Linked DNA regions of Homo sapiens: region 2 is linked to region 1. Evidence: read pairs that join two places in POLR2A ChIA-PET (ENCODE). Cell type or tissue: PC-9. All regions are shown on one strand. Links, peaks and the distances in the headings refer to the core of each region. The heading gives the core; the rest is flanking DNA.

Region 1 (2,908 bases), core at 277-2,776:
GTTTCTTTCCAACAAATAAGGGCATTGGCTTGATTGTACCTTCACCCAGAAACCTCTGATTTCTCATCCTTTAAAACCATACCAACCTTCAGTGACTTTGAGGTTTGCATATCAGCTGGAAGACATTTTTTCCTCCCAAAAGAACTATTATGGCCGTGCGCCATGGCTCATGCCTGTAATCCCAGCACTTTGAGAGGTAGAGGTCGGCGGATCACTTGAGGCCAAGAGTTTGAGACCAGCCTGGCCAACATGGCGTGAACCCCGTCTCTACCAAAAATACAAAAAATTAGCCGGATGTGGTGGCGAGCGCTTGTAGTCCCAGCTACTCGGGAGGCTAAGGCGAGAGGATTTTTGGAGCCCAGGAGGCAGTGGTTGCAGTAAGCCAAGATCATCCCACAGCACGCCAGCCTGGGAGACAGAGGGAGACCACATCTAAAAAAAAAAAAAAAAAAAAAAAATCCGTCTGAATATAAATATCAGCAAACTGAAAAGAAACATATCCACTTCCCAGAATGAGGGCTTCAGCTTGGAGGAAGGAGTCTCTTTACAATTGCCCACCGAAAAGAGCCATTCTTTTTGTTTGTTTGTTTGTTTGTTTTTTTGAGACCGAGTCTCGCTTTGTCGCCCAGGCTAGAGTGCAGTGGCAGGATCTTGGCTCACTGCAGCCACCGCGTCCCGGGTTCAAACGATTCTCCTGCCTCAGGCTCCTGAGTAGCTGGGATTACAGGCGTGCACCACTACGCCCAGCTAATTTTTGTATTTTTAGTAGAGACGGGGTTTCACCATGTTGGTCAAGCTAGTCTCAAACTCCTGACCTCGTTATCCGCCCCCTGCCCCCCTCCCGCCCGCCCCAGCCTCCCAAAGTGCTGGGATTACAGGCGTGAGTCACCGTGCCCGGCCCTAAGAGCCATTCTTAAACTGTGAATTTGCATCTCTCTTCCAGAGGGTTTCTTAAGCACACCAGGGGAGAGAAGTCACAATGTCTGGTGTCCTTCAGGTCATCAAAAAGCTGTTCCTTGGGGAAAGAATGGGTGAGAAGCTAGGAGAGGGCGGAAAACTGAAGGCTATACCTCTTTCCATCAGCCTTGAGATTTCTTGGCTGGAAATAGACACTTATTGTGATAAGGAAAGCTTGCATCAAAAATGTCCTGCCGCCTCGTTCTCCATAGTTCCCTGACAGCTGCTGGCACTTGAAACTCTTCCTAGCCAAAGACCATGCAAAATTGTCAGAAAAGTTAGTAGCCTGGGGGCAAGAAGTGCTGGACACAGCAGCTGTGATTGCATCACCTAACCTCTGGGCCTCATCTGTGAAAGAGATTTCAATGTACCTACCTCATCTGGTTATTGTGACAATTTAATGAGTTACACATAAAATATGTATAATAGTGTCTGGTAGAAAGCACAGGCTCTGGGCTGGGTGCAGTGGCTCAGGTCCATAATCCCAGTGCTTTAGGAGGCCGAGGTGGGAGGACTGCTTGAGCCCAGGCGTTCAAGACCTGCCTGGGAAACACAGTGAGACACCCCACCCCACCCCCACTCAGGAGGCTGAGGCAGGAGGATCTCGTGAGTCTGGGAGGTCAAGACTGCAGTGAGCTGAGATTGTACCACTGCACTCCAGCCTGGGCGAAAGAGCAAGACCCTCTCTCAAAATTAAATAAATAAATAAGGCCAGGTGCACTGGCTCGCAACTGTAATCCCTGCACTTTGGAAGGCCGAGATGGGTGGATCACCTGAAGTCAGGGGTTCGAGACCAGCCTGGCCAACATGAGGAAACCCCGTCTCTATTAAAAATACAAAAAATTAGCTGGTCATGGTGGCACGGGTCTGTAATCCCAGCTACTCAGGAGACTGAGGCAGGAGAATCGCTTGAACCCAGGAGGCGGAGGTTGCAGTTAGCCGAGATTGCACCACTGCACTCCAGCCTAGGCAACAAGAGCAAAACTCCGTCTCAAATAAATAAATAAATAAATAAATAAATAGAAGGCAGGAACTGTGAAATGTGGGTCTGGCTTTTATAAATGTTATTATCATAGGACTCTGCTGGAGGGCAGTTGCCTCTTCTATTCAGCCCGGCGTGATGCTTTGCTGACCCGTTTTGGAGAGATGGGGGAGAGCAGGAGGGCAGTGGGGAGGTGAGGAATAGGGACCACCGTGTAAACCATCCTCTGACCTCATTTCCCCAGCCTAAGTGGGAGCCACGGGAGAGAGACCCTGGCAGCAGAAGAGCAGGATGGCGCCATAGGTGGCATCATTTTGGATGTGGTTGAGGAGCAAGCCCACGGGTTGTTCTCAGTCCGCAAGTGCCCCTGCTTCCTCTTGTGCCCACCCACCTGGCTGCCAGAGGGCACTGCTCAAACAAACCTGAATGTTTCTCTCTGCATGAAACTCTCAGAATCAAACCCATACCTCCTGCCCTCCATATCCCTTCAAGGTACGATGTAATCCGGCCTCTGAGGACCGCTCTGACTTCACCTCCTTCTGCCCCACTCCTCCGTCCTCCCTATCCTCTTCCATGGGTGCTTCTGCCACACCAGCTTCCTCACTGTTTCTTCCCAGTTCAGGGCCTTTGCACTTGCTGTTCCCTCTGCCTAGAATGCTGTTCCCAGTTCTTTTTTTTTTTTTTTTTTTTTTGAGACGGAGTTTTGCTCTTGTTGCCCAGGCTGGAGTGCAATGGCGTGATCTCGGCTCACTGCAACCTCTGCCTCCTGGGTTCAAGCGATTCTCCTGCCTCAGCCTCCTAAGTAGCTGGGATTACAGGCATGTGCCATCACATCCAGCTAATTTTGTATTTTTTAGTAGAGACGGGGTTTCTCCATGTTGGTCAGGCTGGTCTCAAACTTCCGACCTCAGGTGATCCACCCGCCTCTGCCTCTCAAAGTGCTGGGATTGCAGGCGTGGGCCACCGTGC
Region 2 (2,908 bases), core at 127-2,626, 130 kb after region 1:
TCATGAGATCTGACTAGTCACCATGTGTGTTCCTAAGGTTCCTCAGCTCATCAGATCTCACCCCAAGGTGGCCCAACCTAAGTAAAAGGCAAATCACAACGGACATATCCAGGCCCTGCCCTAAAGAGGCAAGCTGATAGTTACTCATATCCATTTTATGTTTAGGAGGGGTAATAAGAAATTCGGTTTGCAAACACCGCATGTTCTCACTCAGATGGGAATTGAACAATGAGAACACATGGACACAGGAAGGGGAACATCACACTCTGGGGACTGTTGTGGGGTGGGGGCAGGGGGGAGGGATAGCATTAGGAGATATACCTAATGCTAAATGATGAGTTAATGGGTGCAGCACACCAGCATGGCACATGTACACATATGTAACTAACCTGCACATTGTGCACATGTACCCTAAAACTTAAAGTATAATAATAATAATAGTAAAAAATAATAATTAAAAAAAAAAGAAATTCGGTTTGGACCCATTGGAATAGGGAGAGGGAGGAAGACATGGCATTTAGTCCTTGCCCTACAAAAATATCTCCGTTCTAGGAGCCTGCGTTTGTGGGGATTCAGCCTGGGGTTCCCTGCCTCTGCTCACCCCATAGCCAAGTAGAGGTGATGGTGGGGAAATGCCCCTGCCACCGGCCACAAGGTATATGCAAGAGAGCCCAAATTTATTTTTATTTACTTATTTATTTTTCGAGATGGAGTTTCGGCTTTTGTTGCCTAGGCTGGAGTGCAATGGCGCGATCTCGGCTCACTGCAACATCCACCTCCCGGGTTCAAGCGATTCTCCTCCTGCCTCAGCCTCCCGAGTGGCTGGGATTACAGGTGCCCGCCACCACGCCTGGCTAATTTTTTGTATTTTCAGTAAAGACGGGATTTCACCGTGTTCGCCAGGCTGGTCTCGAACTCCTGACCTCAGGTGGGCCACCGCGCCGGGCCAAGAGAGCCCAGATTTAACTCAGACCATCCTATCTATCAAAAGCAGCACCAGCCACTATTCTGTGGTCCTTTTATTATCTCAGGGCACTAATCACTTACTCAGCTTGCGAACGTGTTCCACTTTCTCCCACTGGGCTTAGCTTGGTTCCCTCCTATTCCCCAGCGCACTCATCCTAGGGGCTCATCTGCGTATTTGAATACGCATACGGAAGAATAAACATCCCCCAGGTACTTCAGGCACAACCCTCCTTTGGCAGCGCAGAAGTCAAGCTAGAGGTCGTGACCCCCTGGAGTCTCGGTGGTTTCGGGTTGGGGAGCAGAGCGGGTGGGGCAGGACCGACTCGCCGGTGCCAGTCAGGATATCAAGGTGACAGCGCCCGGCACTGGCCTTGGTCGAAGGGTGACTCCGCCCCATTGCTAAGCTCCGATTGGGCACGCCCTTTTCTGGTTCTTCTTCAGGATTGGCTGGGAGGTGCGGCCTATGAACCGGAACGCGTCGCGATTGGTTGGCGCTCAGGCCGATCTTCCAGACGCGGAGGCCTGGGCCGATGTGGCCCAACTCTCTGCCAGCCAATCAGCGCTCGGGCTGAGTGTGGCGCGTGAGTGTGTCCGGGATCCCTCCGCCGCCCGGGCGTTGGGGTCGCGGGAAGGGAGGGGACTGGGAGGGGATGGGGTGGGGACGCGCAGGAGGCCCGTGGGGTTGACTTGGGCGAGGCGGAGAGGACGCGTGTGCTGGCAGATGGAGGAGAACCGAGCGGAGCCGAGCAGCTTTGCCAGGAGTCTTCCACTACTGCTAAGGACCCCTCCTGCAAATTCAGACTCTTGCGTGACACACTAAAGAATAAATTAATAGGCTGGGCGCGGTGGCTCACGCCTGTAATCCCAGCACTTTGGGAGGCTGAGCCGGGCGGATCACGAGGTCACGAGATCGAGACCATCCTGGCCAACATGGCGAAACCCCGTCTCTACTAAAATACAAAAATTAGCTGGGCATGGTGGCGGGCGCCTGTAGTCCCAGCTACTCCAGAGGCTGAGGCAGGAAAATCGCTTAAACCCGGGAGGCAGAGGTTGCAGTGAGCCGAGATCACGCCACTGCCCTCCAGGTTGGGCAACAGAGCGAGACTCCGTCTCAAAAAAAAAAAAAGAATAAATTAATAATCAATAAATTTAAAAATTAAAAAGGAACGCCACCAAAAGAATCATGAAAACAAATAAAGGCTAATAAAAATAAAAGAAAGGCTTAAAGTGCCCAAAATGTCCAAAAGAAATGCACAATATCGACTTACAGTATAGACAGAAGAGACCTGCAAATTCTGCAGCCTTAATACCTTCAGTCTTTTTGGAAATGTTTCAGGAGCTGCTGCTCTGTGCCCTGCCTCGTGCTAGGCGTCGGGGAACCCCCAAGGGAACCACGGGGACCAGAGCCCGGCGGTCATGGCGCTTGCTCTTGGAGGCACATAAAGGGCTTCATTTCAGATGATGAAAGTGCAATGGGGTGATGGAGTGGAGAATGTGGGTGCTCTGAATTTTAACCACGTGCTATGACATGGGGTGGGGTAAGGCTCCTAATCTAGGAGCAGCCTTCTCGAGGTCTTTAACCATCTGCATAAGAGATAGTATAAAAAAGGTAAGGGACATTTGTGTGTGCGCGCAAGTAAGATTTCTTTGCATCTTATTACAACATCTATCCCCTCCCTTCACCGTATGTGCCAGCTAATACACTAGGGACTTTGTATTTTTCAGGATCCTTTTCTCCAGAAGCCTGGCTACTGAAGAGAGAACTTCACACTTACATAAGAGGAAAAAGAAGCCAGAGGATGGAGTGTCACCTCATCTGGTCATCTTTTCTTGCCCTGTTAGAATCAAGACAGCAGAGCATAGCAAGCTTCAGATGGCTTGTCTGGCTGGTCTGAGTCTCTTTAGGATTAAATGAGGCCTCTGTTGATGGAGATCCTTTGTT

The links. Peaks named below come from ENCODE experiments on the same cell type or tissue, not always from the same donor. Only the 100,000 strongest peaks of a DNase experiment are listed, where the experiment ranks them.
Region 2: POLR2A ChIA-PET joins it to region 1 with 9 read pairs; 17 of 35 experiments call an interaction of 5 or more read pairs at or near these places.

Annotation. Positions count from the first base shown.
Region 1 is chr12:124,923,065-124,925,972 of GRCh38, forward strand. No RefSeq gene overlaps it. Among named protein-coding and RNA genes, the nearest start is that of TRA-TGC3-2, 2.7 kb to the left of the region's middle. In PC-9, for the core only: no CTCF peak of the experiment used is centred there; DNase peaks (open chromatin) are centred at 927 and 1,297; H3K4me3 peaks cover 877 bases; H3K27ac peaks cover 2,334 bases.
Region 2 is chr12:125,048,271-125,051,178 of GRCh38, forward strand. It overlaps a transcript of BRI3BP not described here. Among named protein-coding and RNA genes, the nearest start is that of AACS, 16 kb to the right of the region's middle. RefSeq lists a silencer at 1,371-1,470. In PC-9, for the core only: no CTCF peak of the experiment used is centred there; a DNase peak (open chromatin) is centred at 1,411; H3K4me3 peaks cover 882 bases.